Linked DNA regions of Homo sapiens: region 2 is linked to region 1. A link is a loop called in an ENCODE intact Hi-C map of the cell type or tissue named here. Cell type or tissue: endothelial cell of umbilical vein. All regions are shown on one strand. Links, peaks and the distances in the headings refer to the core of each region. The heading gives the core; the rest is flanking DNA.

The links. Hi-C counts contacts between places; a loop is a spot of excess contacts. Peaks named below come from ENCODE experiments on the same cell type or tissue, not always from the same donor. Only the 100,000 strongest peaks of a DNase experiment are listed, where the experiment ranks them.
Region 2: it touches region 1 in a loop (18-fold over the local background); 9 of 110 quality-filtered maps call a loop at or near these places.

The regions. Positions count from the first base shown.
Region 1 is chr1:115,110,398-115,114,784 of GRCh38, reverse strand. No RefSeq gene overlaps it. Among named protein-coding and RNA genes, the nearest start is that of LINC01765, 13 kb to the right of the region's middle. In endothelial cell of umbilical vein, for the core only: a CTCF peak has its summit at 1,799 (motif pointing right); no DNase peak of the experiment used is centred there.
Region 2 is chr1:114,343,977-114,348,363 of GRCh38, reverse strand. No RefSeq gene overlaps it. Among named protein-coding and RNA genes, the nearest start is that of TRIM33, 170 kb to the left of the region's middle. RefSeq lists an enhancer at 2,218-2,718. In endothelial cell of umbilical vein, for the core only: a CTCF peak has its summit at 1,691 (motif pointing left); a DNase peak (open chromatin) is centred at 1,673; H3K4me3 peaks cover 639 bases; H3K27me3 peaks cover 186 bases.

The DNA.
Region 1 (4,387 bases), core at 134-4,133:
ATTTGGGACATACTTAAAAAAAAAATGATTCCTTATCTATCTGAAATTCAAATTTAACTGGACATCTTGCATTTTTTCTGGCAACCCTAGGACAAAACGAAGTCACAAGGCCCAAACCTAAGGTAACATAGGTGAGCAGGTAAAAAAGTCACAAACTGAGTCATAGTGCTGATGGGGACAGGAAATAAAGGCTCACTCAATGTCTGCAGACTGCTGCTGGGGCCTGGCAGGCTGCCCAGGAAAGCACAGGTCGCCTGGAAGGCCTCAGACTCGGCCCCAGCCTCACACTGCTGCTGGCTCCATCTCTGTGTGGGTAGCAGACTCTGGGACCCTGGGAGGGCATTCCAGGGGCTTGGCAACCAGCTGCAACCTCTCCAGCCAGAGGTGAGGCAAGGCCCACTGTGGGACAGGATCACAGCAGGGCCCATGAGGGAGTGGGTGGCAAGACCTGGGAGTGCAGATGGGCACCCAAGGAATGGTGTGTGCTTTCAAAATAGAGGGATGAGAAGTTTTCTTTCTTGCCAGGAAATAAACCTCCGTGAGACTGCTGCTAAGGGTGCTGGTGACTGGGTGACCTGAGAGCTAGGGAAACTACAAACCAGGAAATGGGTGCAATCCAGAGCTGAAGCCCCGTATTCCAAAGGTCTTAGCTCCCCAGGAAACTGGAGGACCGAGGCCCCCATCCAGGCTGTCTCATCCCAGAAGTCTGGCACCAAAAAGTCCCCAGACAGCATTTCACCCCCACACCCATGGATTCCCTAGCAGCCAGCATGTGACGCCCACACAAAGCAGTCAGAAGAGCAGTTCTCCAAGTCAAGAACAATCTTGTGTCATCTAACCACTGCTCTCCATTAGCTCTGTCAACTCCTCCATTTAGGGCAGTCAGAGTTTCATCCTTGAATGTGAGACTGAGATGCAGCCTTCACAAAGACAGTTTTCCAGAGACAGTTTTAGCAATTTACTTAGGAAGACGACTCAGCTTCCACAGGCCTGAGGTTTGAGAACAGCTAATGCTAGCCAGTCACAGAAAGGAGGCTGAAGTCCAGGGAACTGTCTGGTGTCTCCTCTCCCAAGCCCAGGTCTTCCTCTTTCTCAGCCCTGAGTACCAGGATCCTACTCCTGCTGTCCCATTGTAAGGAAGGCTGAGGATGTCCGAACGGCCCAGAGCATTCAGGCCAGCTCTCACCACTTCTAAGAGGTGGCCAGTGCAGCTCCCTTCGAGGAGCTTGAGGAAGATGGAGCGGGGGCGGCCCTAACAACAAGAATTTCCACTGCTATTCTCACTAGTAACCCAGCTCTAACTCTATATCAGGCAATGCTAAGCCCTCCATACACACTGTCTCATTTAACGCACAAACAGCCCTGTGCAGTGGGCACCGTTGACTTCATTTTACAGACAGGGACTTGAAGCCACAGGTATCTACCAGTCTGGACAGTTAACACTCAGGACAAGTCAGGTAGAGTTAACACTCAGGACGAGTCTCACTGGTAGAAACCAGTGAGACTAGCCCATCTCAGACTTTGGAAGTCATCATCCATTGGGGTTAAACCCCTGATTCTTGGGAGCACGGTAAAAGGCTCCCAAGGTCCCAGACTCTGCCACCGACACCGGGAAGCAGCCAGCAGCAGCGTGGGGCTGGGGCAGTCTGAGGCGTTCCAGATGACCTGTGGTTTCCTGAGCAGCCCACCAGGCTCAGCAGTACCCTGCGGACATCGAGCGACCCTTTATTTTCTGTCCCCATCAGCATTACGATGGTTTGTGAGCCAGGCTCCAAGTCCCTGCAAAGCTGCTGTCTGACAGCAGGGGGCGCCAATGTCTGGGAAAAATCTACCTGCCGCAAAAAATCCAGACAATTGGTGCTGAGGAATGTAAAGGTTCCAGGGAAAAGGTGGGCAAATTTGATCTCTTGGGCTTGACAGGCCCCAGGAAAGAAATTCAAAACAAAACTGTCTTGTGGTGCGGGCACTCAGCCCCAGATTTAGTGAGTGTTAGATCCCATGTGTTTGAGCCTCCTTATCGGCATCCCAGAGTTTAGCAAATGTCCCTCGGGGAAAACCTGTCTTACCTTTAGGGCTCCTCTGGTTTCTAGTCTGTCATGCCTTTCCCGAGAAACTGCTACAACCTCTGTTTCCTCTCTCCCTCCTCAGAGTCTCGCTGGCTTAGGTCAAGCCCTCACCCAAGCTCTGAATAGGCAAATGCCCAGAGGGAAGAAAGTGAGGTGGGATGAGGGCCTAGGAAGGATGCTTCCTTCTCTAGTTCAGTTGTCCTGCTCGTTGCTTCCACTGCTCTCCATTGTCTTTAAATATGGGATTTTCACAATTGATCCACTTTTCTCTATTATTGCAATAGTAGCAGTGGCGGCCTGTTGCAGCTTTCTGTATCCTACCCGGGGGCAACAGTGCAGCTTTTCGCTCTAAGCTTCTGTTTCCTCATTTGTGAAATGATGATAATATGTAAACATTAAGTGAGGGGAAGTATGTGTATCAGCCTGCTTAGTGCCCAGAACATAGGACGCCCTCAGTAAAGTATAACTTTTGGCCCGCCCCGGAAAGGATGTGCAGGGTAAAGGCGGCCGTGTGGACCCTGGTGAACAGCACTGCCCTCGGAATCAGTGGCTTGTACGTGAATCCCAGCTCCCCAATTTGTAAGCTATGTGGCCTTGAATAAGTCGCTTAACCTCTTCTAGCCTCATTTTGTCCTCAGTCAAATGAGAAAAACTAACGTCAGTTTTATAATATTGCAAGGATCCACGGAAGCATCACATGCGAAGCCCTTAGCTCCGTGCCTGGCTCTTGGTACGTACTCAGCGTAACTAGTAGCACATCTTATTTCACTCACTATCTGAAGTAAGGGCAGCTACAATAAAGCACTATATAGCATTTGGAGAGTGCCTACCAGAAACCAAATCTTATGATGAATATCAGAAAGGTATCCTCTCAGTACACTCCGGCTCACAACAAAATACCGTAAACTGTATAGCTTTTAAACAACAGAAATTTATTTCTCGAAGTCCTGGAGGCTGGAAAGTGCGAGATCAAGGTGCTGGCAGATTCGATGTCTGGTGAGGGCCCGCTTTCTGGTTCATGGATAGTGCCTTCTGTGTCCTCACATGGTAGAAGGGGAAGGGGTTTTCTTTCAGACCTCTCTCATGTGGGCACTCATCCCATTCATGAGAGCCCCACCCCATAACCTAATAACCTCCCAAAGGCCCCATCTCCTAATACTATCAACTTTGAGGTTTCGATTTTAACATATGAATGGGGGGGACACAAACATTCAGGTGTAAAGTAATAATAAATACTTCTTACATTATGTATTAATTTAGCAACTTTCTGAAGTGCCTTGACATTGATTATCTCTTTGCATTCACAGGTTCAACGAACTGTGAATCTAAAATATTTTCTTTTAAAAAATGGATGTGTCTATACTGAACATTTTTCTTATTGTCATTTCCTAAACAATACAGCATAACAATTATTTACATAACATTTACATTGTATTAGGTATTTTAAGTAATCTAAAGAGTATTTGAAGCACACGGGAAGATGTGTGTAAGTTATATGCACATACTACACCATTTTACATAAGGGACTTGAGCATCCGTGGACTGGGGTATCTGCAGGCAGTCCTGTAGCTGCTCCACCATGGACATCAAGGGACAGCTATATTTAGTGGAACAGATATCATCCCCATTTTTAAAATGAGTAAATTAAGTTTCAGTGAAGTTAAATGAATTAGCCAATGTCCACCCAGCTACAAAGGGGCAGAACCAGGAAAAGAGTTAGCCTTTATCCCGCTAGTTCCTGCTTTCAAGAATGTAACCATTCTATCACAAAATAGGCCTCAGTAGGAGAATATAATCAAGTGGCAGGAGGTCAACATTAGACAGGAGTACAATAGAAAGCCAGAGAAAGAAGAACTGTAGGAAAGCATGTTAGCAAAAACCATGCTTATGTGTGCTGTTAAACTATTCCAGCCATCAAATGCTAGTGCAGACCAGAGCCCTAAAGGGAGCAGAGGAAGCTCAGAAATCGTATTGTGAGAAGAAGGCTAGGAACACAGGTTCATCTCTCAGGTGGTCTGACAAGGTCAGACTTCACTTTTTAAAACGTATTCATTCCACAAAAATTTTTTGGCATTGGGTACACATGGACACAAAGATGAGAACAACAGACACTGAGGACTTTAAAAATGAAGGAGGGAGGCAGGGGGCAAGGGTCTAAAAACTACCTATTGGGTCCTATGTTCACTATTTGGGTGACAAGTTCAATTGAAGCCCAAATCTCGCTATCACACAATATATCCATGTAACAAACCTGCATATGTACCCCTGAACCTATAATAAAGAAATTTAAGCTGGGCACAGTGGCTCACACCTGTAATCCC
Region 2 (4,387 bases), core at 180-4,179, 770 kb after region 1:
GGTTGTCAGAAAAAAATAATAAATGAGCAAATTTGAAAGCCAACTGACTAAAGTCTTTGAACCACACCACATATACCAGTAAAATACAAATAATATTGGATCTTGAAATACGTACTCTTTCCTTTAGTGGGGAGTCTATTATTAGGTAGAGCTTCCCAGAAATTCCATAGGGTCTTCTCTAGTTCTTTAGTAAAAACACCATTTTGTAATTATTTGATAATTACAATGGATTCATTTATTATATTTCCAAGTCATCAGGTGTGGCATCTGGGGAGAAGTCAAACAAAGGAAGCTGGGAGCTCCCCCACGGTATGAGGCCCTGTGGAGAGAGGAGGCTAATGTAATATTAATAGAACTGGCAGAGCAGGGCAGAATCGGGAACGTATTCAGGGCCTGAGGCTGAGTGGCTGCCTGCAGACGCTGCTTTGGGGTTCCTAAGGCAGGTCATTCAAAGATGACATTCCCTTAAGAAATCATCAGACCACACCTCTCAGTTTGGGGCTTGGAGAATGCAGCTCCTGAGATGGGGTCTGCAGGTCATGATGGGGAGAGGAGTGGGATGGAGCTCAGGGCTGGTTTGGGTGGAAGCTCAGTGCCCAGGGGTTGCCCGTCCACGGCAATGCTCACACCCAACACAGCACATGATGCCTTCTTCTTGGCAATGGCCCTTCTGCTTTCTGTACAATCACAGTCCAGAAGCATTAGAGCTTCACGAAACCTCAGAGATATGGTCAGTCGCCTCCTCAGGGGAGGCACCCAGGGCTAGTGCCCTGCCTAGGGTTTCATAGGTGGTGGCAGGCCCAGGCCCAGAACATACATCTCCAGACGCTGGTCTGAAGTGCTTGCCATCAAGCCTAGTCCTACATCTGCTGGGACCCCAGTGCTGTGGGGAAGGGATCTGGTGCTGTGGGGAAGGGATCTGGTGCTGTGGGGAAGGGATCTGGTGCTGTCCGGAAGAGATCTGGTGCTGTCCATACCCATCCGCGTGTAAATGTTGTGTGGCTGGTACAGTTTAGTAAGGAAAGTGTCAAAGAAAGGCAGTGTGAATATTGGTCTGCGAGGTATCAGCGAGCCAGTAAGCAAAGAACTTGGGAGGTGCGTGCTCTCTCTCTCTCTGACACACACACACACACACACACACACACACACACACACACAGCAAATTTCGGGAGGCAAAAAGCTGTGGGATTGGAGTTGGAGAGCTCAATTTCTGTGAGATCTTAATGAGATGGTTCTGAGAATCTTCAAAAGCTAGACAATTACAAGACACTGGAATTAAAGTTTTGCAAATACCTGAGGGAGAATACTAGCTCAGGCCCTCAAAAGGTAATCACCTGTCCTGAGCAGCCAGGACCGGAGGGTCCTGGGCCAGAAGACCCTCAGGGCAAGGGGCCATTGCAAAGACGATCATGACCATGATTACCGTCATGATTGTTATCCTCGGAGAGGGGCTGCCTGCCACAGGGAATGTGCGATGGTTTCAATCTGAAAACAATCCCTGAGCTGCATGTTCAGGTAAACTCATGCTCTAGAAGCAAGGTGCTGTCGTGCAAGTTGCTGGCACAGCCTTCCGCAGCCTTCTTGCAATTCCGGGCTGCACCCGCGAGGGCTAGCGTCACGGTCCCTCTTCTGAGGCGCGCTGGCGCCCTCTAATGGACACTGCCGAACAGGACGCCACGGCGCTGCTGAGGCGCGATGGCTGCGAGGCCGCTAGGGGCGCTTGCAGGCGGCACAGACTGGTGGAGCCGAGTGACGCGGCCGCCAGAGGTTTGGGCCGATTTTGGAGACCGGTGATTAGGTTTCTTTCTGCCTGATTCAGTCCTGCTAAGTTAAAACGTGCAATAATCCCTTACTGCCAAGGCACACGTTTCTCTGTGTTTCAGGGGTATCAAAAGCATTTGCTAAACAAGTCAAACCCGTCGTTCTTTCGGTCTATTCTATCAGTGCCTGGAGAGGAATCTGGAAGAAGGAGGTGGAGAAGGAAGGAAGGGCGTGGAGGGTGAAGACGGCCCTGTGTTCCCCTGGGCTGGCCCGGCCCTCCTTTCCCAGAGCTTTTCCCCCTCTCGCCGTCACTCCCGGGGGCCCTGGGCCAGGAGGGAAGGGGGATGGAGGGGAGGATGGGATCCCAGGGGAGGGTCTGGGTGCGCGCCCCCACTGCAGGGCAGGTGACTTCGGAGGCGCTGGAGCCAGCGGAGCGCAGGCCTGTCATGCAAGCCGACCCTGCGGTGGGAGGAAAAGCGGTCTCTCGGGGGAAGGCTCCTGGCAGAGGCCTTTCCCTTGATCGGCTCACTTGGCTCTTCTGGCAATGCGGTGCCCTTCGCAGGCAACTTTCCAGGGGTCAGAATCACAGTACGCCAGCCCTGGTTTACTCCCCACAAGCGTCTCAGTCCATCACTCTGCTTTGTGTTGTGCTTGCTCTGAGGCCCAGGCTCATCCTGTACAGGCCTCATCCAGTAGCTCAACATCTGTCTCCATTCCCTCTCCCTGTCCTTTCCCCAGAACCTCCCACCAAGAACGCTGGTCTCCTATTGCTTTCACAATAGGTCTTGATGGCCCAGAAAACCCGAGCGCAACTCTATGGCATCCAAAAATGTGTTCCCCATTACTACAGGCAGGGGAGAGCTGGGTCTTTAAACACCCTGGAGGTGAGGGGCATACACGTGTGCCTTCCTGCCTTAGAGTAGGCGGAATCCTAAGACATTAAAGAAAAGAAAACAAGACAGCTGATTTCTGAATTAAGCCGGATTAAAATTCATACTAAGCTGTACTATTAATTTAAAAAGCTCTTATTTACGGTCTACTAGACACTGGGCACTTTAAATTCAATAAATTATCTCTCTCTCTTTTTTGTTTTTGTTTTTGTTTTTGTTTTTGAGTCGGAGTCTCACTCTGTTGCCCAGGCTGGAGTGCAGTGGCGCGATCTCGGCTCACTCAGCCTCCACCTCCTGGGTTCAAGCGATTTTCTTGCCTCAGCCTCCTGAGTAACTGAGATTATAAGCACGTGCCCCCATGCCCCATGGCTATTTTTTTTTTTTTTGTATTTTTTGTAGAGATGGGGTTTCGCCATGTTGCCCAGGCTGGTCTCTAACTCCTGACCTCAAGTGATCCACCCCCCTTGGCCTCCCAAAGTGCTGGGATTACGGTGTGAGCCACCACGCCCAGCCTAAATTTAATAAATTCTCACAACAAGCAAGTTAAGTACTGTTTTCTCTGTTTTCTACATGAGAAAACTGGTAATCAGAGAGGTTAAAGACTTGTGCAAAACTACACAGCTCTCGATGTCAGTTGAAATAGGTAGGTTATGCTGCCTTAATAAATAGCCCCCATATTCCAGTGGCTCATGTTAAACCAGTCGTGGTTTATTTCCTATAAACATTCCATGTGCCTCACTCTGCTCTGTGCTGTGCTTGCTTGGAGGCCCAGACTAATGGGGCCGCCAGTTGTGGGACATTGCTGGGTGCTGGGTCAGAGACCAGAGAGCTCTGGCGGGTCCCATCAGCAACTGCAGGCTCTGGCCCAAGGGGCAGGTGGGCTTGGCTCACAACTCCCTGCCTGAACAAGATTCTCTACCCTTTCAGCCTCATGGGAACCCAGAGATGCAACTCTACTAAGTGTCCAAGCAGAGACCCCCTGATGCTGGTGGTTAAATCCTTGGTGATTAAAGACGGGACAGAGGGTGGCTTCCCCTCCCTACCTCTGGGTCTCACTCGACTTCCCCTCCCTTCTCCTTTCCTCCCTTCCCCTTCCCGCCCATGTCTCTCCCATCTCTGCTTCTCTCTATATCATAAAACCATTCACAGTTTTCTCATGGGTTAACCCATGAGAAATACAAATAGATGCAAGTTCTCAGGGTGTATTCAATTCATTCTAAATATCACTAAATGAAACTGTCAGTGATGGAAACTACACTGGATAAAATTTGTCACTGAGTAAAACAGAATAAATCTACTTGACCAAATTTACAAAATTTGATTGGAGAAAAAATGGTTACGAAAATTCCCAGTTGCAGATGCTGTAACTGGTAGAATCCATGGGCCAAAAGCTGATGATGAAGCATCTTAGAATTTAAATGAAAAAAATTATTGCCAATGAGAATAATTTCAATAATGTGAAAATGAAAAAATGGAGAAAATTGGAAACTGTTTAACTGCACAGAATGGAAAATGGATTAAGAAATTAAATTGGGGCCAGGTGTGGTGGCTCATGCCTATAATCCCAGCACTTTGGGAGGCCCAGGCAGGCAGATCACTTGAGGTCAGGAGTTCGAGACCTGCCTGGCCAACATGGTGAAATCCCGTCTCTACTAAAAATACAAAAATTAGCCAGATGTGGTAGCACACGCCTGTAATCCCAGCTACTAGGGAGGCTGAGGCAGGAGAATTGCTTG